6 separate regions of the Homo sapiens genome follow, and all the other regions are linked to region 4. A link is a loop called in an ENCODE intact Hi-C map of the cell type or tissue named here. Cell type or tissue: endothelial cell of umbilical vein. All regions are shown on one strand. Region 1 overlaps WDFY3 (WD repeat and FYVE domain containing 3). Region 2 overlaps WDFY3 (WD repeat and FYVE domain containing 3). Region 3 overlaps WDFY3 (WD repeat and FYVE domain containing 3). Region 4 holds the start of WDFY3 (WD repeat and FYVE domain containing 3). Region 5 overlaps WDFY3 (WD repeat and FYVE domain containing 3). Region 6 overlaps WDFY3 (WD repeat and FYVE domain containing 3).

What was found. Hi-C counts contacts between places; a loop is a spot of excess contacts. Peaks named below come from ENCODE experiments on the same cell type or tissue, not always from the same donor. Only the 100,000 strongest peaks of a DNase experiment are listed, where the experiment ranks them.
Region 1: a loop joins it to region 4, with 4 times the contacts of the local background. A loop is called at or near these places in 3 of 110 quality-filtered maps.
Region 2: a loop joins it to region 4, with 6 times the contacts of the local background. A loop is called at or near these places in 6 of 110 quality-filtered maps.
Region 3: it touches region 4 in a loop (6-fold over the local background); 104 of 110 quality-filtered maps call a loop at or near these places.
Region 5: a loop joins it to region 4, with 5 times the contacts of the local background. A loop is called at or near these places in 7 of 110 quality-filtered maps.
Region 6: a loop joins it to region 4, with 2.0 times the contacts of the local background. A loop is called at or near these places in 21 of 110 quality-filtered maps.

What each region holds. Positions count from the first base shown.
Region 1 is chr4:84,689,012-84,694,011 of GRCh38, forward strand. It overlaps WDFY3 (WD repeat and FYVE domain containing 3), which reads right to left. Exons shown (of 68, transcript NM_014991.6): 59 at 3,874-4,021; 60 at 2,620-2,774; 61 at 1,495-1,653. Among named protein-coding and RNA genes, the nearest start is that of WDFY3-AS1, 110 kb to the right of the region's middle. RefSeq lists an enhancer at 2,077-3,276. In endothelial cell of umbilical vein, no CTCF peak of the experiment used is centred here; a DNase peak (open chromatin) is centred at 2,590; H3K27ac peaks cover 1,485 bases.
Region 2 is chr4:84,875,709-84,880,708 of GRCh38, forward strand. All of the region lies in intron 3 of WDFY3 (WD repeat and FYVE domain containing 3), which reads right to left. Among named protein-coding and RNA genes, the nearest start is that of WDFY3-AS1, 82 kb to the left of the region's middle. In endothelial cell of umbilical vein, no CTCF peak of the experiment used is centred here; DNase peaks (open chromatin) are centred at 2,493 and 4,313; H3K27ac peaks cover 3,490 bases.
Region 3 is chr4:84,747,933-84,752,932 of GRCh38, forward strand. WDFY3 (WD repeat and FYVE domain containing 3) reads right to left here. Exons shown (of 68, transcript NM_014991.6): 36 at 3,551-3,784. Among named protein-coding and RNA genes, the nearest start is that of WDFY3-AS1, 46 kb to the right of the region's middle. In endothelial cell of umbilical vein, a CTCF peak has its summit at 2,561 (motif pointing right); a DNase peak (open chromatin) is centred at 2,569.
Region 4 is chr4:84,963,715-84,968,714 of GRCh38, forward strand. WDFY3 (WD repeat and FYVE domain containing 3) reads right to left here and starts at 2,976. Exons shown (of 68, transcript NM_014991.6): 1 at 2,495-2,976. WDFY3-AS2 (WDFY3 antisense RNA 2) reads left to right here and starts at 1,902. Exons shown (of 4, transcript NR_152775.1): 1 at 1,902-2,144. In endothelial cell of umbilical vein, no CTCF peak of the experiment used is centred here; DNase peaks (open chromatin) are centred at 2,037, 2,307, 3,047 and 3,657; H3K4me3 peaks cover 2,449 bases; H3K27ac peaks cover 1,868 bases.
Region 5 is chr4:84,796,985-84,801,984 of GRCh38, forward strand. It overlaps WDFY3 (WD repeat and FYVE domain containing 3), which reads right to left. Exons shown (of 68, transcript NM_014991.6): 17 at 4,666-4,880; 18 at 1,012-1,124. All of the region lies in intron 1 of WDFY3-AS1 (WDFY3 antisense RNA 1), which reads left to right. Among named protein-coding and RNA genes, the nearest start is that of WDFY3-AS1, 2.8 kb to the left of the region's middle. In endothelial cell of umbilical vein, no CTCF peak of the experiment used is centred here; DNase peaks (open chromatin) are centred at 2,547 and 3,407; H3K27ac peaks cover 2,739 bases.
Region 6 is chr4:84,918,338-84,923,337 of GRCh38, forward strand. All of the region lies in intron 2 of WDFY3 (WD repeat and FYVE domain containing 3), which reads right to left. Among named protein-coding and RNA genes, the nearest start is that of WDFY3-AS2, 45 kb to the right of the region's middle. In endothelial cell of umbilical vein, no CTCF peak of the experiment used is centred here; a DNase peak (open chromatin) is centred at 2,444; H3K27ac peaks cover 530 bases.

The sequences.
Region 1 (5,000 bases), 270 kb before region 4:
GGCCATCTGCCCTGGCAGAAAAATATATCCGCTTAATAATGAGTTGGCTTCATCTGCCGCCTTCCACACTAGAATGTAAGAGGTTGCCTCCTATTGTACATTTGGGGAAAGCCTTGGGTGTAAATCAGTGTAAACTTGGAGGAGAGATTTTGCTATCATGTAGAGTAGGTATTTTTTACAGATTGAAGGTTGATAAATTTTTTAATACTTTTGAGAGAGAAAACTATCTGTGTATACACATGAAGTATATATATGTGTGTGTGTGCATAATATAAAAAAAGAGTTGGCTTAAAATTTTGGTCATATAGACATCTTTATTGCATGCTTAGCAAACCCCAGGAAACTATTTTAAGCAGGAAGTCCTTTTTCCTGGCACATTACTTTCAAAGTGCATTTTCTAAATGGAAAATATTTTTAAGCATAATTTGAATCAGCAAAATGTACTATTAACCTTGTAATCTGTTCACTTCAAGACTTTCTCCCTCTTTATATGGCTTGCCTCAGGACCCAGCAACTCTGTGAAGTTTCTGGCCTATACAGATGATTCAGTTTTATACTGAACAGGGGTTCAATTTTTTTCTATAGGTATTTATGACACCACTGTTTGAGTTTGGCTTTATAATAGCTTTGAAGTCAGACAGAACTTAATTTAAATTATAGCTTTACTGCTACATGTGACTTTAGACTTGTGTCTTGACCACTCTAACCTGTGTCTTTTTCAGGGGTAAAATGGGGCTAATAACTACCTTGTAGAATTGTGTCGACTAGAGTTTTGTATTTGTAGAATACTCAACACAGTCCCCTGAAATAGAGGTGCTCAATAATTGATAAGTGGTATTGTTACATTATTTTTCAAATTTATATCATTAAAAATACTTAGATATATGCTCCTTATTTAAAAAATACCTTATGGTAAGTTCTCTCACAGATCAAATATTAAGAAATGGCTTAATTATAAAAGGACTCTTGCTTTAAGTAAAAATTAATAATAGAATCATGTATGTAATAGACAATCAGAAATACTCGTTAATTAAATCATCAAGGGCTCTACTGAATATATTCATGAGTTTGGCATATCCTTAAGTATATGACAAATGAGAAAAGAGAGAAACAAAAAATAAAGAATTTAGTGGCAGATAAATGGAAATCACCCTGGAAGGAAATTAATATGAGTCAATAGCAAACATAATTCAGTTTGCAAAAATTCAATTTAGACTTTTGCATTTATATTACTTAAATACACTGAAATATATGTTACCTAAAGATAACTTTCTTCAGATTTTAACAAAGGGACCGGCTTAGATCATTGTTAGAAACAACCTATTCTGATTTCCTTTTTTTTTCAAAAAAGTATTTCTAGCAACAGAACGTCACTTTGGTTTTGTCCATTAGATCTGAAGTACCTCAGAATTAAGGAAGCTTTTTACTTCCTACAGGGTGTAGGCACAGGAGATGGACTATGTCCTTCTTGGCATTTTCTATGTTCTCTCTTACCTGTTTGAGGGTGACGGTCTTGGCCTTTTCTTTGGAGGTGCCCATCTCCCACACACACACAACCGTGCTTGTTCCACCCGTGATGACCAGCTTGGGGTTGGGGCAGATTGCACAGAGAATCTGGCCCCACTCAGACAAGCATTCATAAACAGTCATGGCCTATAAAGTAAAACGGATGTGAGACACACATGCCGTTAAGTACTATACAAACTTCTGAAACTCAAGGAGCAGAATTGAGTGAAGGTGCAGGCACCTCACCAGCAAATAGCGGCTCATGTTCTGAGCTAGCTTTAGTTCAGAAGCATATCCACTGAATCTCTACCCTGAACTACCCCTACCGCCTCCAAACTATTGTTGCTGCTGAAAGCCATAACCAAAAAGGACTTTGCTCATAATGGGGGTCTCTGGTTTCTCCAGATTGGGAAAGTGATGCTCAAATTGTGTGATCTATGGAAGGTGCAGGGGACAATGTGGCAAAAGGATGCATTTGCTGTAGACAGAATGTGAAAAGAGAGCACGACTGCTGCTAAGGAGAACATCAACAAAATGGAATCGTGTTACAAAGCAACATAACAGACTATGCAGATTCTTTTCGTCTTGCATTTGGGAAGGGACTGTTGGAGGGCAAACACAGGGCACTAAAGGATCACTATGGATTGTCTCTCCAAGAGGTACTTATGGGACCCAAAACAGTTGCTGTTGCTTCTTGTGGGATGGAGCAACAGGTTTTCTGCCAGCTTGTTTGGAGCACTAAAATGAAAAGTGGGGCAGATGGTGACTCATCAAAAGGAGGCTATTCTGGTTGACAGAAATGCTGAGCTCCTTGCTGGCTAGGATCTCTCGGAGGAATTCTTTGAGTGAGAAGGAAACTGCTAGCCCCTGTTACACAACTTTGCAAAAGAGGCTTGTTCTGCAGGGAACATGACATCTCTATGAGCTCCTTTATCCTGCTCTCATTCAGTGAAGCTCTCCTTTCCCCAAATAGGAAAGCTCACTTTTCTTTTGGGCTTTGGAGGAACAGCTGACAAGCCCTTGGACTGGGTTCTCCCCAACCCTATTAGTCATATAGGATAGCCAGACCACAAAAGAGCAATATTAAATGAGTAGGCAGGAAATAATGCAAACCTTGTCTGACTCATAGGTTCCCAGTCTGCAACTGAGGTCTGCATAGCCCCAAGCAAAAGTTTTATTCCAGGTTGGTGGGATAAGAACCTTATTCTGTTCCACCGCAAGAATACCTTTATCTGTACATACGATTTGTCCTACAGGTTCTTTGAGTTCTAGAAAAAAGAAATCATGGTATTAGGACAGGAACAGGAAAAACTAATGTCATTATCTCATAGAGCATGATAATTTCAAATATTCATATAAATCAAGCATCCTGATACCTACGTTGAGAAAAAATGATCTCTGAAATAGAGCTGGGCTTTTGAATCTCCTACAAGACCTGCTGGGTGGAATGTTCAACCTAACAGGGCCTCTGCAGGACTTTCCTCCAGCTTTCCTATTTCTGGGCACTCTCTGGTTTGGGTACTACCATTCAGGTTTGCCTCCCTAGGGTTGTACAGAGTAATCTGGGATGCTCCCCAGAATGTCATAGGGACACAGATTATCAACAAACCTATGTCTTTAGTACCTCCCAAGTTATAGCCAGACCTTAGACTTCCTCAAGGAAGGTCATGTCATTCCCCAGAGGAACGGACTCCTTGCTCCACACCAGCACTCTGATGACCATATTACTACTCCAGAAGAATCGCCAACAGTGACTGACGCTGGCACAGAGCAGAGTCTGTGTAATGAGGACAAATGGCATAGAATGGCACACAAGTTAACCAGATTTTGTTCCAATTCTTGGATATTTTTAAGCGACAACTTCAAGATTTTGCAGAACTTTTTTTTTTTCATTCTAAGGGGAAAAAACCTACTTGAAAAAATATTTTTAGATATCCCATTATACCATTAGATAAAACACAGATGTCTTTTCATTGGCATACTAAAAATGTGTTCTTTTACTAATATATCGGATAGGCAGAATATATTTAAATGAGAATGAAATTATGAAGACAAATTTTTTTTATCTATAAAGTTGAATTTACAAGGTTTTGGTATTTTAGAGCTTTGATTATCTTAAAGAGGAGAGAGAAGACTGTTTGGTTCTTTCTGATATGAAGTCCAACAAGCCAAAAAAAGAAAACAGAGAAAAAAAAGCAAAAAGAGAAAATATAAATACTAGTAGGTATTTAGTAATCTAACACAAAATGTATGGCACTTATTAAACAAATTATGCTATCGTCAAAAAGCAAATTTGTTATTGTTAAACTGGGATTATTAACAATCCCATTAAATCATTAATCAAAAGTTTATTTCTCATTATTTTACCTTTTACAGGTGTTAGAGAAGGCCTCAAGTTGTCTAGATGATGAAAAAAGATCTTGTCACTTGTAGATCCTGGTAGGACAGAGATTCCTGCATTGTCTCCATTGAGTCGACTTCTCACTCGCTTTGGTGGATGAGGTTTTTTAAATAACTGGTATGAAAGAAGATGACTCACTTTATAATGAAAGATAACACTTATAAGCCCTTTTATATGCCAGGCATTGTGTTCTTATTTCAATTAAGGTTCACAAGAACTATTAGGTACTATATTATCCTCATTTTACACCCGAGGAAAGAGATTCAAAGACGCTATGAAGGTGGCCAGAGAACTCACACCTGAATAAGCAGGGACAGGACTATGATACTAAAGCATGGGCTATTGTCTTGTTCTATGCTAAGCTGAATTCACAATAACTTTCTCAAAGAAAGTCAATCTACAGTTGATTGACAATTATTTTCCAATGATATTCAAAAGTTAACTCTCAGTAGCCTAATACCATTCTGTGCCATTGAAGGCAGGCAGACACTCTATCTAGTTGGATTATTTCTGGTTTCAATGTGGCCTTTATGTGATTTAGAAATATCATTTTGGTGTCCTAAAAAGGTGCTACTGATTTGCTGAAAGTGTGAATATTATCATCTTCTTTGTGCTTTGCTATGTTGTAAAGGGAAAAAAGAAAACAAAAATGTGCTACATCGTCATTCTGTATTTCTACAGGATTAAAAATATTAATGGCTGGGTGAGGTGGCTCATGCCTGTAATCCCAGCACTTTGGGAGACTGAGGCAGGCGGATCATGAGGTCAGGAGTTCGAGACCAGCCTGGGCAATATGGCGAAACCCGTCTCTACTAAAAATACAAAAATTAGCTGGGCGTGGTGGTACACGCCTGTAGTTCCAGCTACTTGGGAGGGTGAGGCAGGAGAATCGCTTGAACCCAGGAGGTGGAGGTTGCAGTGAGCCGAGATTGCGCCACTGCACTCCAGCCTGGGGCAACAAAGCGAGACTCCGTCTCAAAAAAAAAAAAAAAAAAGTACATTTAAGATTACTATTTTTCAATTATTGTAAATCTTTGAGACAGGCATAGAGTAGTTTCTGTTGGAAAACTAGTATTTGAGGAGGAGATCTGAA
Region 2 (5,000 bases), 88 kb before region 4:
TTGTTCTAAGTTTTAAAACATTTTTGTTAAAAAAGACACCAACACACATATTAGCCAAGGCTTGCACAGGGCCAAGATTATCAATATCACTGTCTTCCTCCTCCATATCTTGTCTCACTGGAAGGTCTTCAGGGACGATAACCCATATGGAGCTGTTATCTCCTATGATAACAATGCCTTCTTCTGAGTACCTCCTGAAGGACCTGCCTGAAGCTGTCTTACAGTTAGTTTTCTTTTTATAAGTGGGAGTATCCTCTAAAATAAAGATTAAAAGTATAGTATAGTAACTACATAAACCAGTAACATGGTAATTTATTATCATGTATTACATGATTTATATGCATGTGTTATATACTATACATAATTGTATGTGCTATACTTTCATACAACTGGCAGCATAGAAGGCTTGTTTACACCAGCATCACCATGAACACGTGAGTTGTGCTTTGTGCTACGGTATTACAACACTTATGACATCACTAGGTGACAAGAATTTCCCAGCCTCATTATAGTCTCTGGGAACACCATCATATATGCCGTCTGTTGTTCACCAACATATCATTATGTACTGCATGCCTGTAGTCTGTTACAGAATATTCATCATTAAGAGAGACAGTATAACATATTAGTTACACAGGCTTTGCAATTAATTGTATTACTAACTATTTAACCTCAAGTCAGATACGTTCTGTGTGTAAGATTCCTTATCTGGAAAAAAAGAATAATTATCAGAACCTAACTCATGGTGTTATTTGTAGAAATTAGGTAATTTATTACATGGAAAGCACTTAGATTAGTATTTGGCACAAGTGCTCAGTAAGAGAGGGCTATTATTACTGTTATTCTACCGTAATGTACATTTACCAGTAAATGGTTATTTATTCCCATTAGCAATAATTTTCTCAATAAAGAGAACCAAATCTTATTTAAGTTTGTATCCTTAGTTCATAGTAAGTGGTTGGTGAATAATAAATGTTAAAAAAAAAAAACTTACATAGAGTTATGTAACTGGTAAGTGACAGCACTAGATTTTCTGTTCAGATATTCTGAGTTCTGGGTGTGTATTTTACTGTTTCTCACAAAAACTTACATATTACAACATGAAAAAATGTTTAAGCTTACAATTTACGTATCCTAGTTCTCATCCTAAAGAAAGCTTTTGCAGGACATCTTACGTATCTCCTGATAAAAATTACATTAATCATTTGTTCTAAATTGAAAAGTTACCAACTTGCTTAGAGATAATTTCATGCTATTAAATTATCAATATCTTGCATCAAACTATAAATTCCTTGAAAGAAGGCTACGCTCTCCAAATCCTTTAACATATAGCTAAGTATCTGGTACATAGCAGAACTGAAGGAATATATGTATGATTGATTCTCATAACTTTAAGGAAAAGTACAAATTTTAAGGCTCTTTATTATCTAGCCCCTGCATAGGCCTGACGTTCTTCATGCCCTACTATTCTACTTTAACCACACCCGTCTACTGCAGGCCTCCTTGCTCTGCCTGCACGCACCCTGAGCCCTCTCCTGGGGGCTCTCCCCGTCTGGCTCTTCTACATCCAGATGATTATGAATCATCCTTTAAATCTGAGCTCAACTGTCCCTCTTCTAAGAAGCTTTCCAGCTTTCCTTTGTTGTTGTTTTTCTCATTCTGTTGCCCAGGCTGGAGTGCAGTTACATGATCAGGGCTCATTGCAGCCTCCATCTCCTGGGCTCAAACCATCATCCCACCTCAGACTCCCAGCTAATTGTTTTATTTTTTTATAGAGATGGGGTCTCACTATGTTGCCCAGGCTGGTCTCAAACTCCAGGCCTCAAGTGATCCTCCCACCTTGGCTTCCCAAAGAGTTGGAATTAAAGGTGTGAGCCACTGTGCCTGGCTGAAAGCATTCCTGAATCTCCCAGTCTGACAGATGCCTCACCGTCTTGGTTCCCATAGCATCCTGTGTACATCTTTATCATTGCATTTATCACATCATGTAACTGTTGTTTTGACTGTCTTTTTCAACACCAGACAATGTAAGATTATGGAAGGCAAAGGTCATATCCTATTCAACTTTTTTTTCCTGAATACCTGACATGGTACCTGACAAATAAGAAATGGACAAAAAAATGATTCATAAATGAGTAAACGGTGCTGAATAAGAGTTTAGAAGATAAATGATTTAGAGGCAGCTCAAGGACTAGTTAAGGTGATTTAAAATAGACCAAAGGGGGCAAATTTTTTCTTTAAATTTCTTATCTGTTTATTTTAAAACAAGAAAACTTAGAAGACAACTTTGTTTTTTATGGTTTGTTTAAAATCAATTACATAACTAACAAAAATGACCATTTTTGTTAAGATTGTTGGGTACCCCATAATGTACTTTTTAAAACATGTTCAGTTAAAACTGATATAAATTCAGAAAATAAGAACTATTTAAGAGAAGGCAGGGGCAGAAGGAAAAAAATTACTAACAGAGAGTTAGGTTTGGGTGGTAAACAGATGATGACAAAAGGCAATAAGCCAGAATCCTCCGCTGGAAATTCAAGCATCAACAACATACTGAGGACAAGGAACATCCCAAAGAGGAAAACAGCTCACTAGTGTCATAAGAAATCATGACTGAATGAGGCTGGAATGTATGTTAAGACCTAAAAGTGATCAAAGGAAAATGACAAATGCCAAAAGATTGTGCAGAATTACACTGGTAAAACCTCACAAATGAAAAAAATATGAATAAAGCAATGATATCAACAAAAATAATAATGGTAAAATAGATGTTGGCTTCTTCACAGATTAATTATACTATTGATTAATTAGAATGAGGAGTTTTATTGTTATTTTACATTTTTCACAAAATATCAAAATTTATACATCCAAATGAATTTTGCTCTTCCAATTAGTTATGTTGGAAAGCTATGTATACATAATGATGTTGACATGGTTCGAAATGCTTTAAAAAATTCCTCTCTACAAACTGCTTTAAGAGCATTTTGTAAGCTACATCTTAAAATCCGTATCATCATACATCACGTGTTACCAAAAATGGAATTTCCCAGTGTACTCATGTGCTTTAGTTTCAAAACTTCCTCAAAATATCTTCTGCCTGTTACTAAATGTCAAATCCATTTAAAAGATTGAAAATTCACCACTAATAACCAAAAGGCTGCACTGCACACTCTGTGTTTGCATCCCCACCTGTAATAGCATTGCTGAAATTTAATTCCTTAAGTGTCTACTATATATAAGGAACTAAGGGAATGCCGACTTCAGTTTTTACTCTGCCGATAATGTGGCTATATTCATTTTCCTAAAATTTCAAACAGATCAGAATACAACTTTCCTTAAAAGTGACAACAATGGCTGCAATGGACTAGAGACAAAACTTTTGCAAGGTATAAAAAGGCTGCTCAAAATCTGGTGGGTCCCTAATTTTGAAGCTGTATCTTCTGCCCTAGCCCTCCCCTCATCCCATGCTCATACCACATCACCTATCTGCTGTTCCCTGGACACACCATGCAATTTCAAACCCTTGATGCTTCTCCCAGATGGTCTTTGTTTGAAATAACAGATTTTTCTACTACATGGCTACCTATCATAGGTAGTTCATGACTGTATTTAATCTTAAAGCAATGTGAACACAGCTATATAGTAGTAACTTGATCATTGATTCAAAGAAATATTTATCAACTCACTCCCAACCCACCTGAATTTCTCTCTGTTCCAGCCACGACTAGCTCTACTTTCAGCAGCTTATATTCACTATGTTCTTGTCACCACAGCAATTGAAGACATCTGAAGACATTAATTTGAAAAGCAAATCTTTAAAAATGTTTAGAAGAAAATGCTGGAAAGTACAACCTCAGGTTAAGGAAGAAATGTCTTAAAATGAAACAAAACAAAAATTATACATACACACACACACACACACACAAAATTGGCCTTATCAAAATTAACTTCTGTACATCAAAATAAAAAAAAAGTAAACACAAGCTAGAAATTGGGAGAGAAATATTTGCAACATCTATAATGAACAAAAAAGCATTACATTCAAAATATGCGAAGAATGTCTTCAAGTCAATGAGAGAAAGGCAAACAACCCAATAGAAAAATGAACAAAAGACAAATAGGCATTTCACAGAAAAGGAAACATGAATGGCCACAAAAATATGAAAAGCTACACAACCTTGTTAGTCATAAATGAAATGCAAATTAACATAACAACGAGTTAACGTTTGTGTGAGGCAGAATAATGGCCCCTAAAGACGTCTCTACTACATCCTAATCTCTAGAACCTGTATGTTACATTATGTGGCCAAAAGGACTTTGCAAATGTGATTAAGTAAAGGGCCTTGCAATGGGGAGATTATTCTATATTGTTTGAGCAAGCTTGAAATAATCACAAAGAAGGAGTCAGGAGAGAGAAGGAGATGTGACCAGGAAGCAGAGGTTGGAGTGATATGGACATCAGCCAGGAATGAGGGTAGCCACTGGAAGATGAAAAAGGCAAGGAACAGATTCTCCCCTAGAGCGTCCAGAAAGAATGCAGCTCTATGAACACCTTGATTTTAGCCCTGCAAGACCAGTTTTGGACTTCTGACCTCCAAAATTGTAAGACACTAAGTTTGTAATGTTTCAAGTAAGAACATGGTCATTTGTTACAAGAGCAATAGGACATCAATATACTATTGTGTATCAAAAATCAAATGTGACAATACCAAATTAGTAAAGATGTGAACAAATGGGTTATAAATGTTAGTAACAGTGTTTATGGATTGGCATTATCTGGTTGGAATTATCTAGTAAAATTGACCATATACAGATCATACGAATCAGCAATTCCACTTAGGTACATGCCCTAAGGAAACTCACATATATGTAGAAGGAGACGTATAAAGTAACATCCATAAGCAACATTGATTAAATTGTAAAAACCTGAAAATAATAAAAGTGTTTGTCAATAAGGGAACCATACATATATATATATATATATATATATATATATATAT
Region 3 (5,000 bases), 220 kb before region 4:
TTCCTTTATGAAGACATACCCAGTCTCGGGTATGTCTTTATTAGTAGTGTGAGCTTGGACTAACACGCACTCCAAGTCAGCACCCTCTCAGTTTCATTATCTTTACCTCCAGGTATACACAAATCTGTTTGAGCTGTTCTCATGCACTTTCTTCCCATTGCCACGGTATTTATTTGCAGCAAATTCATTTGGCTCTTCATGAGAAGTCTGGTGGTGACAGCACAGGGCACTGATAAACAGGAGCTAGGAGAAGAGTCTCCAGGCACCCTTGTAGAAGCCAACACAGGCCACGTAGTCAATTTTTTGAGTATGTTTAAGTGTTGGGCACTGTGTTATGAATATTAAATCTTATTTAGTTTTCACAATAATTCTCAGAGAGAGGTTCACTTTTATATCATTTTACAGATGTGTAAATTGTATAGATGTGAAGAGAATTGAACTTGGTCAAGGCCACACAGCTATATCCAGCACACATGTAATTCCTCAGAATACTTTTTGTTGGGTGATGTACATATATTTAATCCTCACAATAATCTTGTAAGAGAGATGGTAAATAATATCATTCTCTAGAGAATGAATTTAGCTTGGGAAGATGAAAATGCTTATATAATAAACAACAGGGCCAGAATTTAAACCCAGGCACTTCTTACTCTCAAACCCATGCTCTAGCTTTCTGCCACACCACACTACTTCCCTTGTATTTGGCCTCAGTCACACTAAAGCCAGTCTATATGAATGGGAATCTCCTACTTTTATGCTAATGAATTTTACTGCTAATGAAGATAATTTTACATGTTCTTTTGTAGGTATAATCAAGTAAGTAGATACTTTTATGATGAAATTCTAACACTCATAGGACTGAAGATGCTCTGGTTCACATTTACTGGACTCAGATGTTCAAGCCCCTTCCTTCACAAAGGTAAATGGTAAATATGTAAGATAATTCTCTCTCTCTTTTTTTTTTTTTGAGACAGGGTCTCACTCTGACACCCAGGCTGGAATGCATTGGAATGCAGTGGTGTAATTACGGCTCACTGCAACTTTGAACACCTGGGCTCAAGCGATCCTTCCACCTTAGCCTCCAGTAGGTAGGATACAGGCACGCACCACAACACTGGCTATGGCTAATTTTTTTGTAAAGATGGGATTTCACCTGTTGCCCGGGTTGGTCTTGAACTCCTAACTTTAAGCAATCCTTCTGCCTTGACCTCCCAAAGAAAGTGTTGGGATTACAGGCATGAGCCACCATGCTCAACCTAATTTTCTTCTTGAATCTCTTCATGGATAAAGACTTCATAATCATAATTTTCAAAATCATATGTTTATAATTTATTCTGTTACACCATTGGAAGACATAGAATGTTAATATTTCATTAATATAATTTTTTTTGTATATGTATTCTGCATATGTATATTAAAGATACTCAAAATATTTAAAAGTAAATTTCTATGTTCTTTATTAGATAGTATCCTATCTTCCTGTTTGGGAATTTCCAGGGATGAAGTTAATAGTTAAATGATTCAAAAATACACTAAGCCTTACTTAATGTCATTGACAGGCTCCTGGCAACTGCAACTTTAAGTGAAACAATGTACAGCAGGTCCTCAAATAACATCATTTCCTTCAACCTAGTTTTATTATAAGGTTGACGAGGAAAAAAATTTAGTTTTGTTACACATCATTTTGCTTAAAGTTGCAGCTACCAAGAACTTATCAATGACGTTAAGTGAGGACTTACTGTACTGACAGAATACACCAAGGCACTGTGCTAAAAGTTGTGAGAGATGAAGGAACACATGAAAGTTGTTCTCTAAGCAGTTTATAATCTATCTGGAAGCTTCAATCCTGACACCCCCTGCTTTTCCCTGAACTGTACTCCTACTCGCTAGTATATTGAAGCACTATTCTACCGTAGGGCAAATTCATGCCCACAACAAAGAGAACCTTACTTCAAGGTTAATACATGTTATTATATATCAAATTCTTCCTACTAAAAAATATAGAAAACAAAAATAAAGGGCAATTATACAATTTAAATATGGGTAATTAATTAGCTATTCAGGTACCAGAAGCTTGAAAATGCTATCACTGTATGTTTCCAGTCATTCCATATCTTTCATGTATGTATTTTCCTTTTTTGATCAGTTATGCTTTCTTGCACACATCTCTTCTGGACTTTATCCTATTATTTTCCAATAAACTATTTCACTTTTTCATAAAATGCTTCAAATTTTTACCCTATACAGTAAGATACTGGTCATCTCTCTTAGAGCTTTTTAAAGTTTCCAAAGGGGAGACGTTCCATTGGGCCTGCTTTTTAATTCTACCACATGCATTAGTGAGGAAACCAATTATTCTCCTGCCATTATTAAACACTGTCATCCTGGTTAAATGCTTAGCATAACTGGTACCCTAATTACATTAGTGATTTTAAAAAAAATTGACCAAATTGAGATACTTTCGCATGAATAAGATAAACATGTGGTTTTCAGGTTTCTATTTATAAGTTAACTGTACTAGCCACTAGAGGGAGCACAAAAAAAAAAAATCTCAGGTTCAGCTGTCAAACTGCTGAGAGACAGTGCAGTTCCTCAGGGAGAAAAGCAGTCTTCTCCACAGATTTACTCTTTCATAAAACATGTTATTTTCAGAGCCCCTGGCATGGACTGTTTGACCTTATTTATATGAATTGGTCAAAAGAACATTAATGTATATGCAACTAATTACATTGTATTAAATTTTCTCTCTGTGATATCTTCAGACTTTTCTAGGTAAACATTTTTTAATGCTTTTCTGGGATAGCTAATTTCTAGAGGCAGCAATGAGGTCACTTAAAGGCTTAGAGCCACTCTCATTTTCTGATGCATCAGTTGATTCATATCAATTGTCAGGAGAATGGGCAGGCAGCCAACCTAGAAGTTTGCTGCCTTGGGGAATTTAACAAGTACATCCTGGGCACCTGTTCTGTACAATGCACCATGTCTTAAGTTGCACAGGACACTGACAACAGTAATACCTGGCAATGACAGGTAAGAGAAATTGATGTAGGAAATTATAAGGTAAGAAGACAATGCCACTAGGCACTGTTAATGTCCAGGGAAGGGGTTGGCACACTATGGCCTGTGGGCCAAATCCAGCCTGTGCTGTTTCTGTAGATAAAGTTTTATCAGAACACTGCCATGCTCATTCTCTTACGTATTGTCCATGGCTGCTTTCTAGCTACAACATACTTGAACAGATGTGACAGAGACCGTATGGCCCACAAGCTTAAAATATTTACTATTTGGCTTTTTACAGAAGAAGTTCGCCAGCTCTTAGAGAAAGGATGATAAAGGACTGAATTAGAGACATCCTTGAGGGAAGGAAAAGAACAAACTGATAGGGTTTAAAGCACATGTGGGATTAAGAACTTTCCACAGCCTATAACATGTTCTGCCTACACATAAACAAGAGGAATTAGAAATCCTTGTTATAGAACTTGTTTGGTTACTAATGTTCTAATTTAAAAAGTAATGCAAAAGAGATGTAAATGCGTTTCTTTTTCTTTACCTCCAACAAAAGATCAATTAGTGGAGTTTGCTTGCTGGCAGGAGTGAGACAGAGGTTGTCTATGATTAAGACCCGCATGAAGTCAAAAACGAACTTTTTAGCCGGGTGATTGGTCAGATATGTCTTGGTGCCCACATTGCAGTACTCTGATTGGCTCCTGTTCATCCCTGTGTCTGCTGCAAACGCTTTAAACTCTTCTGCTGGAGATCCAACTTCATCATCAAGGTCAGTCACCTAGTAAAATCAAGTGGAAAGATACGGTAATCACATTAGACTCTGACATTTTTACTTCTGTGTTTCCTAAAAATAAAACTGGAGCAGCAGCATTTTCCACCTATTAAGCTATTCAGCACATTATTTCACTCTGCTTTACTCGACCCTTCCTTTCAAGGTAGTAATCTGGCACCATATGTCATGGTTACGCAACATATGGTGTTTCTGACTGACCACTAACAATACGTCACCTTTAAGTTGAATTGTATGTCTATTGTGGCTAACTGCACTTAAAATATATGGAATAATAAAATTAGAATAAATATGTTTCCATATTTGAACTCTACCCCTACTGTGAAGTCAAATGTCACAGAATTTCACATAAAAATCTGGCATAATGGTAGCATGTAAGGGGTGATCCATTTATTATAGGTTAAAAAAACCCCAAATAAATTTAAAAAAAAAACAACAATATTGGTGCCAATTTTGAACCAAGTGACAGAGCGAGACTAGCAAACAAATTATAAGATGCTGATGGCCAGGCACAGTGGCTCACGCCTGTAATCCCAGCACTTTGGGAGGCCGACATAGGCAGATCACCTGAGATCAGGAGTTCGAGACTAGCCTGGCCAACATGGCGAAACCCCATCTCTATTAAAAATACAAAAAAATTGGCCAGGCGTAGTGGTCCATGCCTGTAATCTCAGCTACTCAGGAGGGTGAGGCAGTAGAATCACAGGAGAATCGCTTGAACTTGGGACGTGGAGGTTGCAGTGAGCCGAGATCGTGCCACCATTGCACTCCAGCCGGGATGACAAGAGCGAAACCCCGTCTCAAAAAAAAAAAAAAAGATGCTGACAAGGAAAAGATATTGATATATTATTGAAGGTCTTTTTTTTTTAAACCAAAAATAAGGATTCTAAAATTATAAACAAGCCAAGGTATTAAGGTCATGTGTCACATTTGCCTTTCTCCTAAAAATCCCCACCATTTTAGAATAAGTATTGTACCTTTATACATGGAGAAAAATTAGTATAAAGAAGGTCATTTATCCCAGGTCCTAGAGTATATGGTGGAAATATGAAGAAACATCATGAAATTTTGAAGTACTATGGAGGAATAACTATCTTTTGGGTGTGTTTTATCTATTTATTTTTAAACCTGTTTTATGTTTACAGTTTATTAGCTAATCAACATCAACGTGCAAAAGTAAGTGATAAGCCCCTGCTATATGGTT
Region 4 (5,000 bases):
GGTATTACCGATCAAAGTCTAGTATACCCTGTTTATGAATGCTGGCTCTAACTTCAGACAGTCTGGGTTCACATGTTGGCCCACCAGTGTTTGTATGACTTTAAAACAACTTGTTCTATTTCCCCATCTGTAAAATGGGATTAATATTTTCCTTCGATTTAAATGAGAATGTGTTAGAAACAACGTCTATGTGCTGAACTCTTAATCACAAACATTTCTTGGGCATAATCAGAAATGAAGGACATAAATCATCAAATGTAATTTAAAAATTTTAGCTTTCCAAATATGGAATATGTATTCTTTAATTTTATATCTAGAAGTTCATAATCTTTTACAGACCCATATCCTTTTGAGAATGTGATCACCCAACAGAGTCTTTATCTAGGAAAAAAGCAAATATATGCTATATTCTGCATATGATTTCTGGGAAGCCAAGGACCCTCAGAAGTATATGCATGAAATTAAGAAAGAAGCAGGGCATGGTGGCTCACATCTGTAATCCCAGCACTTAGAGAGGCTAAGGCAGGAGGATCACTTGAGGCCAGGAGTTCAAGATCAGCCTGAGCAACACAGGGAGACCCTCATCTCTACAAAAAATAGAAAAATTAGACAGGCATGGTGGCATGCACATGTAGTCCTAACTTCTTGGGAGGCTGTGGGAGAAGGATCACTCGGGCCCAGAAGTTCAAGGCTGCAGTGAACCGTGATCGTGCCACTACACCCCAGCCTGGGCAACAGGGCAAGACCCTGTCTCTAAAAAAAGAAATAAATAAATAAATTAAGAACAACTGATGTAAACTTTTAAAATTGCAAAGTTGAGCAGTGGAATTTAAGAATCTCTTCAAAGCAGAGAATCCAACTAATATTGAAATATACTGTCATTTACTTTTTCAAAAACAGATTATGCAAGAGTAGAACATTGTATTTTCTAACTTATCCCTCCTTTTTGGAGGTGATACAAATTTTTTGAAACATTTTTTTTTTTCTTTACAAAAATTGTTTTCTCTTTGTTGCCCAGGCTGGTCTCTAACTCCTGGCCTCAAGTGATCCCCCAGCCTTGGCCTCCCAAAGTGCTGGAATGACAGGCATGACCCACTGTGACCCACCAAAAGCATACATATATTTCAGATGAATCCATTTTAACTCATGGAAAGAAACTAGCAGTAGAAACCTCTTTCTAGCAGCTTGAGATAGAATGGTTCAAAGTATTAACATACTTTACTATTGCTCAAATATCATAGGAAGAGTTCTCAATTCTAATGCAATATATATTTTTAAACATAAAAACATACCAACCTAATTCCTATACTTAAGAGTCTCATGATAAAGTTTTATTTTTTTTAAAGTCGGATTTTTTTACTAGACTTATGCACTAATACAACATGTTTTTCTATAAATTAGCACATTTTTAGTTCTGTTTTATGTTATGTTTGTTACGTCGCCTGATAGTCGAAACCAGTTGTTCTCAACCTGCTACCAAATACCAACCTGGAAATATGCCACTATTTAAAAAGCCCGAAGAATAGGGTTTTGTTTTTCCTTTTTAATTGTTTGGTGTTCAAACTACATAGTAAACCAGTTGGCAACCATTACTGAACAAAAATAGTTTTTCGTATGCATGAGCACCATTTTCCAACAGAAAACACTTAACCATTTTTAAGGTACTGGAAGTCCATGCAAGGGTTCACATATGCAGTAAATATCCTTTCAATCTGGTTGTATCACATTGTTTCTGTGAAAGGAAGACCTGATATTGCAGATCTCACAATTAAATGGTAAAAATCAATGAAAAACTGCACCTGAGGCTCAAACACTAGCCAGATGGCCTTTGGTTGGAAAGGTCTCATCTGCTTCTTAAATCCCGCCGTAACTGTGAATGTTTGCGATGCCACCACATCCCCAGTACAAGAGAACTGGAGCATCTCTGGCTCCTTCCATAATCGAAGGGCTTCCAGCGTAGGGCGTAGGGGGAGAGGCCCGAAGCCCTGGAGACAGCGCCCGAGGGATGGAGGCCGCGCTCGGCTGCGCTCAGGTCCGGGTGGCTCCGGGAGCTGAGACCCCGCAGGATGCAGCGGGGGGGGGCCAGGGCCTGATCCCCTACCCCTGCGAGCCAGGGCCGCCTACGCCCCCACTGCTTCCCACAGGTAACGTCCAGCCCTCTCCTCCCCTATCCCCCGAAATATCCCGGTTCCGCTCCGCTCCGCTCGCCGCCCGTGACCCCGACCCCGACCCGTCCGCGACGGCGCCCTCCCCAGGAGGCAGCGGAGGACTAGGGCCAGGCCGCCCACCCTGGCGGCGGCGGCGGCTCCCGGCCAAGGCGGACCCTGGGGAGGACAGCAGCTGGGCCGCGGCCTGTCCCTAGGGGGAGCGGGCGCAGGGCCGCGAGTGGGCAGCGCCTCCGCCCCGCACGAACAAAGCGGCCAGGCGCGCCGGGCCGAGGCAGCACCGCCTCTCCGGGAGCGCGGGGGGCGGGGAGGATGGCGGGGGTACTCACCTGAGGGCCGGCGGAGGGCGCGGGCGGGACAGGCCCAGGAGACGGGACCGCGGCGGGCCGGGGCTCCGCGCCGAGGGCGCACGGGCTACGGGGAAGGGGCGACCGGCGCGACGTCCGCGGCGGGGCCCGGGAGCCCCGCGCCGCGGGCCGGGGGCCGGGGCCCGAGCTCGATTCTGCGGCCGCGAGGTATGGGAACCGGTCCGCCGGGCCAGGCAGCGGTGCTAGGCAGCAGGGGCAGCGACGCCGCCGCCTTTCCCTTCTCCTGCCCCCGTCCCTGCTCCGCCGCGTCCTCGTCCTCGCTGGGTCCCCGCCGCCGCCGCCTCAGCCTCGGCGCTCCTCGGGTTTCTTCTCTCCATCAAGGCCGGGCCGACCCGCAGGGACCATCCCGGAAAGTGAGGGGTTGTTGCCGTTTCCCGCAGCTGTTGGTGGCCATCTTTAATCCTCCTCCTCCTCCTGCTTTCTCCACCTCCCGCTGGCTGTCTGACTGACTGACTGGATCCTCCTCTTTCCCCTCCTGCTCCTCCTACTGAGCCGGCCGCAGAAATTGCAGCCGCTCAGCTTCTACCCCCTCCTGCCTTTCCTTCCTCTTTCCTTACTTCCTTCCCTTCCCTCGGCTTCCCGCTCTTGCCTCACTCTCAGCGGCTGCCTTCGCCCCTGTCTGCAGACAGCGCCGCTGGATGCTCCCAGCTGGACTTCAACCCCACTCCTCTCAGTCCCTCTCCCCACTGCCTTCCAGACGCGCCTCTTCCCCGCCCCGCGCCCCTCTCTCCTCTCCCACCCCTGCCCCTCTCCGCGGCGCTCACCCTCCTCAGTCCCAGTTTCTGAAAGGACTCAGCTGAGAAAGGACAACTGGGTTCCGCTTTCCTTAACCCTACACCCTTTAGCTGGATGCTGTCAGAGGCGATGGAGAAACGCAAAGGTGCGTTAATTTTACTCTAGCCAGAGTATAAAAGAACTGCCCACGCCAGCTATTGTACTACGCAGCTTCGAAACTCCTGCACGCTCTCCTGTGTGGCTCCCGTCCGTGATGGGACTGTAGTTGAGGAGCTCGGTCTCAAATGGTGCCTTCCGTCAGTGACCTTGAGTCGGTTGCCTAAGATTTTAGATTTTCCTTTTCCTTCCTGGGAGGGGCATTATTTATACCTTTGCAGTCCCACAAACAGTGTTTAGACCAAATAAGTATCCTTTAGTAAACCTAGAACTGCCAAGTGATCATCATTTTGCCCGTTTGTTCCTACTCAACCCAGCAGACAATTTGGGTCACGCTTCAGTTCTGGCAGTAAAGACAAACTGAGTCAGCAGTTAGGAGTGGACTCCCTTAAACAACAGAGTTAGAGTGGGGAAGTGGTCATAACATCGCTGTAATCACAAACTTGTTTTTCCTAACACTGCAATCTACAGAAGTTTCAGGATTTCCTCTAATAAACATAAGGCAAGTTGGATTTGCTGTTTTCTTCTTTTTGACGATTTTGCCTTTAGAGTTGGACCCATTTGTAATGATTTACTCGTCAATTACTCCAAGATAACAAAGTTGGAGGTAACATTGCTAACAAACACAGGTGATATATATGAGCACTTTGTGGGGGGGGGGTGTCACAGTTTTTCTTCTGTGGGGCACTGGCTATTAAAAAAAAAAAACACCTTGCCCTTTCAAAATAAGACTAGTGTGTTCAAAGGTTAGTCCCTTAAACAGACCAAATGTGGGCAGAAATGTTTTTAAATGTAGTTTTAGATTCTACTTCAAAATGAGTAATGTTTTGAAAGTTCAAATATAAGATTTTGTAATTATAACAATTTAAGAGTTTCAAATCTCTTTGAAAAGAATATGCCAAAACAAACCTAAAAATATATTTTAGTAAAAATACCGGTATCCTTTGGTGGGGGGCGGAGCAGAATTCTAATATTTAATCCTCACGAAGTAACCTTAATTAACTGTTAGGTTCAAGATTTCAGTTGCCATCTTTCAATGCCAATAATTTTTCCATTTGAAATCAACAACCTATACTAACATCTACAACTCTTTTAAACCCAAATAAAGTATTTGAGACAGCATTGTACAATACGTTTTGAAATAAATTATTAAAAACAAAGCACCTATGTGGGGGTGTGTGTGTGCATATGCATGTACATGTACTTTTTTTGTTCTTTCCCTTTGGCCTTTTGGTGTTTATTCTTTATTTAGATTTTGTGTTCTTCCAGTCTATTTCTAGGCAAAATACCACAAAATTCTTGACTCTTAAATATTCACTTATAAAACTGTATGTATAATAATTGGAGAAAAAAGAACGTTAGATAACATGAATATACACTGCGAAAATAGGCTGACTTCTTTTAAACATTAAGACCACCATGCATTTTTAAAGGAAGATTTTCAGTTAGAGGTTTCAGGACTCTTGTCATTGTGATTTTATTTACACTGAGGGAGGAAGAGTTACATTTTAAAATACTATAATTATATTTTTCTGTTAAAACATATATTGCAATAAAGTTCACAAATCTATCAGTA
Region 5 (5,000 bases), 170 kb before region 4:
ATAAAAATAAACATCTCAAATAATTGTCATCAAAGCCACTGATACAATGTAATTTAATTATAAATCTCAGTTAATAGTTTACAAATCAGGAAATACTTTTATTTCATAAAACTATGATTTATTAATTCTCTTTGAGGGAAAAGTAAACAATTTTAGACCATTAAAATGAAAAGAAATAGGTCATCTTTATTATAAAACAAATTAGAGATAAATGGCAGAAACTTGCTTCTCCCATTTTTTCCCCATTATTAATTCTTTCCTTACAATTATTAGAACTAAATGCATGATCGTAAAAGTACTTTAATTTAAAGATTCCCATATTTATAAAAAGGGTAACAATTTCAAGAATAAAAAGACAAATTCTAAACAGATTGTCATTATCTCTCCAGGGACACATTACAAATGTAATGAAGAAAATATTCTCTCTCGAAATAAACTACATGAGTATAGGAAACTGTTTTCCTCCTAAATGTGCTGGATATTCAGGCAACTACAAAGATATTTCAAATATTCTCTTAGGGAAAGGAACTATTTTTGTTTCTACTCTTAGCAAAGGAAATCACAACTCAATTCTTATTTATTTATTTATTTATTTATTTATTTATTTATTTTTTGAGACGGAGTCTTGCTCTGTCGCCCAGGCTGGAGTGCAGTGGCGCGATCTCGGCTCACTGCAAGCTCTGCCTCCCGGGTTCACGCCATTCTCCTGCCTCAGCCTCCCGAGTAGCTGGGACTACAGGCGCCTGCCACTGCGCCCGGCTAATTTTTTTTGTATTTTTTAGAAGAGACGGGGTTTCACCATGGTCTCGAACTCCCGACCTCGTGATCCGCCCGTCTCGGCCTCCCAAAGTGCTGGGATTACAGGCGTGAGCCACCGCGCCGGGCCTGTTTCCCTATTTAAATAATAAACCCTTCTCTTTCTTTGCTTTCACAAACTTCTTGAAATAATATTCATCCCCTACATGATTTTCATTCATAAAATAAATCAAAAAAGGGAATTTCAAAACTTACTTCTCATTTCTGGTTCATAACTCAGTGAACTTGGTTTGTGGACCCTATATTGTTTTAGCAGTTTTTTGTCCCAGGCACCACAATTTAAAGGACTTGCCAAACGTAAAAACTCCCTAAGAAAGAGACAAAGCAAAGTTATTCCTTGATTGAGATTATTATATAATTCATTAACCAAATATTCAGAAAAAGAATTTAATAAATTCCAACAGACTAATTACAATAAAAAAATGCAAAGTATAATAAAACAATATAGTGTTAGTTTTACATTTAATCACCATATAGCTATATATCTGACACATATTTTTTAGAATGTTTTTTAGACAGTTATTCCTTCGTTGAGAATATTATAATTCATAAACCAAACATTTTCAAAAAAGGAATTTAATAAATTCCAACAGACTAATTACAATACAAAAAATGCAAGTATAGTAAAACATACACAGTGTTAGTTTTACATCTAATCACCATATAGCTATATATCTGCTATACATTTTTATAAATTCATTTTTTAGAAGTTAATAATATTTAAGAAGAACCCCAACTCAAATATTTCTAAAACCAAACTCATCACCTTATATCCAAACCCAGGGCATTTCTTATGTTCTGCATCTCACTGAAATGTGTTTTTGTTCCTTCTTTAACTTTCCATATTCAGAAAATCAGAAAATCCTGCTATTTCTACTCATAAAAATATGGAATCTGCTCTTTTCTCTCATTCTTGCTGCTATCACCCAGACCATATTATTTTACTATTCCTAAAACAGAGTCTTAATTACCTCCTGTGACACCAATATTGCCCCAACTCAATCCATTCCTCACTATAGTCAGTATCTCACAGAACTTAAATCTACACAGTGTCACTCTATTGCTTAAGACTCTTCCATGGCTGTCCATTTCTGTAGTTGAAAACACAAAACAGCTAGCATTCAGTACCATACATGAGATGATTTCTACTGTACTCTCCAGCTTCACTGCTCCCATCTTTCCCGCAATCATAAATTCTACTTAAGACATACATAAAACTTCTGACTGCCTAAGAATGCTGTACTCCTTCTCTACCCTGGACCACCATATTTGTTTTTCTTGTTGGGGAAAAAAATCTTGCCCTTACTTTTTCACCTGATTAACTCTCTTCCATACTTTAGAGTTTTTTATTTATCATCATTTTTTTGTGTGTGTGAGACAGCCTCTTGCTCTGTCACTCAGACTGGAGTGCAGTGGTGTGATCATAGCTCACTGCAATCTCAAACTCTTGGGCCCAAGAGATCCTTCGGCCTCAGTCTCCCAAATAACAAGGACTACAGGCACACGCCACCATGCTAGTTAATACATATATATATATATTTTTTTTTTTTTTGTAGAAACAGGGTCTCACTATGTTATTCAGGCTTATTTCAAACTGCTGACCTCAAGTAATCCTCCTGCGTTGGCCTCCCAAAGTGTTGGGATTACAGGCATGAGCCACACTGCCTGGCCTCATACTTTATTTCATTAACTGTCATTTCCTCCAGGAAGCCTGCTTTGAGTCACACTTCCAAAAGTCTCTGCCCCTATATAAACTCTGTAACACTGCTATTACGAACTTAATAAACAATATTTTCATTTCCTGCTTATCTGCATGTATTCTTTACTAGACGATACATTTTTTAAGAGCATAAACCCTCCATAACCTGTCATTTATAACATCATGTTAAAAAAAAAAGTAGAATACTCCAAATTTTCAACTCCCTACAGCAGGAAACAAAAAAGGCTTACAAGTTAGGTTTGCCAGTTTTTCATGTAGAACGTTAGACACAATTAGTTTATAATCTATGGCTTTTAAGTAGCAAAGTACTTGTACCATCATTTGACTTCTTTTTTCTGAGAACTCACTAATTGTGAAAACTGACCATACCCAATGGTTGATTTTCATTGCTTATTCTATTTATCTAACTATGCAATGTAAGTTATCTGGTAAAATAGTAGCATTAGGTATGGGACAATGTCTCTCTCTCTCTCTGTGTGTTTCTCTACTTTTAAAGTAGCAGATTACCAAAAAGGATCAGGGGAAAATCTCAATGCTATTTTCAAAACTTTAGGACGGTGAGTACAACTACAAGATAATGGATGAAGTGAGTAGGTCCATCTCACTCATCTTGGCATTATAAAGGCCGTGAACACAGCCTGATACAACACCATTTAACAAATGTTTACTGCATAAAAGTTTCTTAATCCACAATCAGTTTGGAGTCAGTTTTAAAAACTTACAAATAAATTTCAACCATTTTTAAGAAAGCTCCTAAAAGTTTTATAAAAGAGGAGTACTCTAATAATAAGTTATGTAACAGCAGTGTTATAGAGTTTATATAGGGGCAGCCTACCCAGACTTTTGGAAGGGTGGCTCAAAGCAGGAGGCTTCCTGGAGGAAATGACAGATATATATGAATCATTCAAGAAATACACATATGTAAGTATATATTTCTTGAATGATTCACAAACTCTGATACATCCATACTGTGGAACATTATTCATAATAAAAAGAAAAAACTACTGATACATGTAACAACTTGTGTGCAGCTCAAGAGCAATATGATTAGTGAAGAGACAATCTGAAAAGATCACATACTGTATAACTTCATTTATGTAACATTCTCAAAATCAGTGGTACCCAACCTTTTTGGCATCAGGGAGCGGTTTTGTGGAAGACAATTTTTTCACAGATGGATTGTGGAGGATGGTTTCAGAATGAAACTGTTCCACCTCAGATCATCAGGTATTAGATTATTTAGATTCTCATAAGGAGTGCCCAACCTAGATCCCTTGCATGCACAGTTCACAATAGGGTTCACGCTCCTATGAGTATCTAATGCTACTGCTGATTTGACAGGAGGCAGAGCACAGGCGGAAATGCTGGCTCACCCACAGCTTACCTCCTGCTGTGCGGCCCAGTTCCTAACAGGACATGGACCAGTACTGGTCCATGGCTCGGGGGTTTGAGACCCCTGCTCATAACGACAAAACTATGGAGATGGAGAACAGATCAGTGATTTCCATGGGCTAAGGGCTAACGATGTTGGGGTTAGGGGAGTGGGTATGACAATAAAGGTAGCACTAGAGAAATCTTTGTGACATCGTAATTGTGTGGTGATTACATGAATCTACACATGATACAATAACAGATAATTGTATGTGCACATGAATACATCATACCAATATCAATTTCTTGGTTTGGATACTGTAGTATAGTTATGTAAGGTGTAACTACTGGAGGAAAATGGGCAAAGAGCACAGGAAAACTCTTGGATCTATATTCACAACTTATGGTGAATCTATTATTTCAAAATTAAAAGGTTAAAAAGTATTTCTTTAAAAACTTCTTACATATGAAAAGTTATTAAATATAAAGTAAACGCATGACTTCATTTTTAAAGGAAAGTGAGAGCTTGCTAGATTCAAATGAAAGAAATAACTGATGGACAGAAACACTAAATGATTACTAATAACTAGATTTATTTGTTTCTAAGTGCCATATTTTGAGTATTTTGTCCATTTTTGTTATATTTTGCCCATAGATAACTGAATATATGTCCATTAAGGCAGGAATTCTGGAATCATAAGGACTCTAGAAACTGACATTACTAATTGTGGACTATTTGAGTATGAAAGAGAACTTACCTCAACACCATGGGTTCCAGAGCCTGAGAGGCTAATCGTTCAAACATCCGCTGCAGGGGCGGGTGCAGTGAGTGGTCCTCATCAGCCAATGCAGCACTGCACCTCTGCAGCAGTCGTGCATGAAGACCAGCTTCACACATGACTTGCTGGTTCCTTTCTGTGTGCACCAGGGATTGTAAAATATTTGCCACGGCAAGTTGAAGATCCAAAGCATGCTAAAATCAACAAAGAAATCCACACAGTCAGGTCATTCTTAGTGAGAAAGATGACAATTCTTTTCACATGAAGCATACCTTTTTAATTTTTTTTTTTTTTGAGACGGAGTTTCGCTCTTG
Region 6 (5,000 bases), 45 kb before region 4:
TACACACAAAAGAATGATGACGACCTCTATGAACTGATATGGAATAATTTCCAGGGTATATTTTCCAGTGAAAACAGTTAAGTGCCAAAGTGCTTACACAGACAATATGCTATCTTTTGTGTTGGAAAAAAGGAGAAATAAGAAAACACACATATCTACTAATCATTATAAAAGGAAACATTGGAAAGATAAACCAAAAAACAATAAGGTTGGTTATCTAGCAGGGTAGCATGTTGTTTTTGTTTTTAGTGATATACGTGAAACAATTCTGAAACCATTTTAGATGGTACTCGTTTAGACCAAATGAGTAAAATGTTGGCACTGTTGGGAGCCCATGTTCTCATTATAGAAAAAGGGAGAATTGGAGGTATCAATGTAAATTCTTATTTTGAAAAAAAAAATACCCATATTCACATATGTATATCCATGTTATATGGGCATATACATGCAAACACATGCGCATATTTGTGTGTGTGTGTATATATATATAGATATATATATACACACACACACATATATATATATACACACACACATGTGTACATTTTCTAGTTTGTTCCCTGATAGGGCCCAGAAGCAAAGATATCCAGCAATAACATATATACCAAAGCATCCAGATCTTGGTTTCTAATACTATTACCCAATAAGAAGGACTAAGGCTCCTAGGAGAAATGACTGACTCCAGTGCTGGGCAATAAATGCACAAGATGAAACTTATTATAAAGAGTGAAACTAATGACTTGCTTAAAAAAATGATGGGAACATGTAAAAGGATACAAGAGCCAGCATGAAGAAGATGCCACTGGTGAGGACTGGAACAATTTTAGCTCCAAAATATTTAACAGTAGTGAAATGTTAAGCATTAAGGGAAAAATAGGAAACCATAAATTCAAATCAACAATAAATAAAACAATACATATAGATAAATAGAAGGGCTCCTATTACAGTAGAATGCTGAGTAATGACTGGTAAATGCAGAGAGAGTAAATCATTATTTTGCAACTATAATAGTAAAGATTGATTCAAGCAAGTATCATCAATGGATGCTACATACAGGGGATGAAATGTTATGAGGAGCTGTATATTTTAACTGTCTTAAAGTGTCTCCCTCCCAGTAGACCCTTTATTAGTTGCAAGGAACATGTAGTAATATGGTTTGGCTGTGTCCCTACCCAAATCTCATTTTGAATTGTAGTTCCCATAATCCCCACATGTCATGGGAGGGACCTGGTGGGAGGTAACTGAATCATAGGGGTGGTTACCTCCATGTTGTTCTCATGATAGTGAGTGAGTTCTCTAGAGATCTAATGGTTTTATAAGGGACTTTTTCTCTTTTGCTCGGCACTTCTCTCTCCTGCCTCCAAGTGAAGAAAGGTGTGTTTGCTTCCCCTTCCACCATGATTGTAAGTTTCCTGAGGCCTCCCAGCCATGTGGAACTGTGAGTCAATTAAACTTCTTTCCTTTATAAATCACCCAGTCTCAGGTATTTCTTCATTGCAGCGTGAGAATGAACTAATACACATAGTAACTATATAGTGGAAAAATCAGACAATGAAATGGTCAAAATTTCCATCACAAATGAACGGCAGAACAGTCAGTACCTATAGATATGATATGCTCAGAAAGATATATTCCTTATGTAATATTCCATCCAGGAATGTATAACCTAAAATCTTATCAACAGAAACATCAAACAAATAAAAAATAAGGAACAAAAAATAAGAAAACGAACAAAAAATAACTTCTGAAAAGGGAGAGAAAGGATGACTGTGTACTTTTAAAATGTCATATAATAAAAGATAAAGGTTGAAGAATTATTCTAGATTAAGGGTACTAAAAAGACATCAAATATAAACGCAAGATATGATCATTGACTAATTCCTACACTGGAGGAGAAGAAAACTGCCATAGAAGGCACTTATTCAGATAACAAAATTAGAAAACGGAAGATTAAAGTAATGTAAGAATGTTAAGTCTACTTAAGTTTTTAGACTGCTAATATAAGAGATGATCCTTATTCTTAGAAATCTACACAAAAACATTTAGGACTAAAGGGCCATAATATGTTCAATGTAACTCTCAAATGGCTAAATGAAAAGAATAAATGTATGCATGCATGTATGTTTACAAATATATACATATAAACATGCACAAAGTGAGAAAGAGTAATAAAGCATTTGGGACAAATGGCTAACAATAGATGAATCTGGATAAAGGGCAACTGGATGCTCTTTATATTATTTTTGCAACTTTTATGCAAGTTTGAAATTATTTCCAAAAAAATCATTATATTCAGGAACTAACACATTATTTTTCTCCCTAAAATCTGTTCCTTCTTTTATAATTCCTACACAGCTGAACAGCACCAGTGCCAACTAGTCATCCCACTAGAAACTTGACAGTTAACCTAGATTACTCAATAGTTTCATCATTTCCTTCCGGTTCTATAACTCCCACAACCCAAAGGAGAATTTCCTAAGGGAATATCATTAATATGACCTTTTTTTTCCTCCAATCATACCAAATTGGTGTAGGACCTAATCACTTAGCATTTCTCGTCTGATTTACTGCTACAATCTACTACTGATCACCGTTCCTCCAGTCTTGGCCCTAAATCATTCTACACACTGCTACAGAGTGAATTCCCCCAATGAAATTTGAATATGTCACTCCCTGTATTTCTTAATTTGTCCTAAATATAGGTAGGAAAGAACTTAATGGATTAACTTGAAAAAAACCCAACACTAATAAAATATATTATTTTGGATCTTCAGAAGCAAATAAGCAAAAATTACTGCCCAGAGATTTAAAAAGCTGGTATAACATAATTGATATAGTCATAAAACAACTGCAAGAGCCTTCTCGGACCCAATCTTAAAGCAACTGCTATTAAGCAATATGTTCAGTGCCTTTTATACAAATAACATAAGAACCCTGGAAGAAGGAAAGGTAATTAAAAGCATAGAAGGGAAAAGAAATTTAAGGAAAAGAAGGGAAGGAAAATAAATGGGAAAGTAGAAAATTGAAAAGAAGGGAAGGAAAAAGTTAAAAAGGTAAGGGAAAAGAAGAAAACTCTATTAGTAAAACAGAGATTTGTCTAGTGTTAAAATGTTAGCATTTTAAGAATTAACTAACCCTCTCTCAATTATTCCTAATGAAATAGCAAGCATAATCAGAGAAAAGTATTTTTATATGTCTTTATCAATATCTGACATTTTATCAAATGTTACTTGAGGACAGTATTATTCATAATCAATATATATTCTATTATTTATAAGCAAATATGGAACCAAGTCTCTATTGCTTTCATTTTTTTTTTTTTTTTTTTTTTTTTTTTTGAGACGGAGTCTCACTCTGTCGCCCAGGCTGGAGTGCTGTGACACAATCCCAGCTCACTGCAACCTCCACCTCCTGGGTTCAAGCAATTCTCTGCCTCAGCCTCCCTAGTAGCTGTGATTACAGGCACCTGCCACCACGCCCGGCTAATTTTTACATTTTTAGCAGAGACAAGGTTTCACCATCTTAGCCAGGTTGGTCTTCAACTCCTGACCTCGTGATCCACCTGCCTTGGCCTCCCAAAGTGCTGGGATCACAGACATGAGCCACCGCACCTGGCCTGCTTTCATTTTTAGATTTTCAATTTCTCAGTTCAAGGCATCAATATATAACTATACATTTATTGTATATAAAAATATACACATATATAGCATATATGTATAATATACATAAAGTTACACAATATATATCTGTATCCGGATTCTAGTATTCTACTTGAGCACCTACACCTGTAGATTTTAGCTATCAGTATAAGGTTTTAAGTAACTTTTATGTTGAATGTCAAGTTGCACAATAACAACAACTAGATTTTATAAATATAAACATTTATTGATATTTTACACTGAGAATATAAAATACAACAGATAGCCAAATATACATTAAAGAGTCTTCTCAGGACAAAAAGCTTGCTTCTTATATTTCTTTTCCAGTTTACAGAAGGAAAAGAAAACAAACTAAACAGAGGCAATAAACATGTCACACTACGGCCTCCTCTCCCCACAAAAAGTTGTTTTAATCATCACATTAATTTAGTCTTTTTATAACAAATAACACTTGTTCTTTAAACTTTAATTTATTAAATTGTAAGTGTGAGTAGTTGTGTGTCAGGACAGGCAGAGTAAAGGATCAAAGATCAATTCAGTCTATAGCTGGGCTCTTTTGTTGGATTTCTATAGGTCTAAGCATGTAAATATGGCCAACAGTACAGGAAGACATTTTTTTTTTTTAATCTTATTGCTTTTACCGAGGCAAAGTCTGTTTTGTTGTTTTTGCTGCTGTTTTTTGAGACAGGGTCTCGCTCTTCTGCTCAGCCTGGAGTGCAGTGGCACCATCAAAGCTCCCTGCAACCTCAGCCTCTTTGACTCAAGGGATCCTCCTGCCTCAGCCTTCTGAGTAATTGAGACTACAGGTGTGCACCACCATGCCAGTGATCCCCCTGCCTCAGTCTCCTAAAGTGCTGGGATTATAAGCGGGAGCCACCACACCCAGCCAAGGAATCCCATATGCAACAGAGTTATTTAATTTACTCTTTGTATATTGCTTAAAGCATTAAATGATAGCTAAAAATCGAAGTGTTTGGCCTATCTTCTATTCAGCTGGGACACATGCTGTGAGATCTTTGAACTTAGAAAAGCAGTTAGCCTGTCTCTTTAGGTTTGCAAATAATGAGGACAAAATCATCATAGTCTTTTGGGGTAAATGAGTTAAGAATATGACACCCCAAAATGCCATTCTGGCATATTGACTATTTAAGTTAAAGGCACTTAAAAAAACAGCAGGTACAAGAAGATCATTCTGACCATGCTGTTTCTTAAAAGTAGGAGATGAAATTCCCATGTGAAAGATGCCCTTCCTATACTACAAAGAAAACAGCATTCTTATCATCAAGAATAAAAAGATGAGGCCAAAGGAAATCTGGACAAACAATTGTTACACAAATTCTT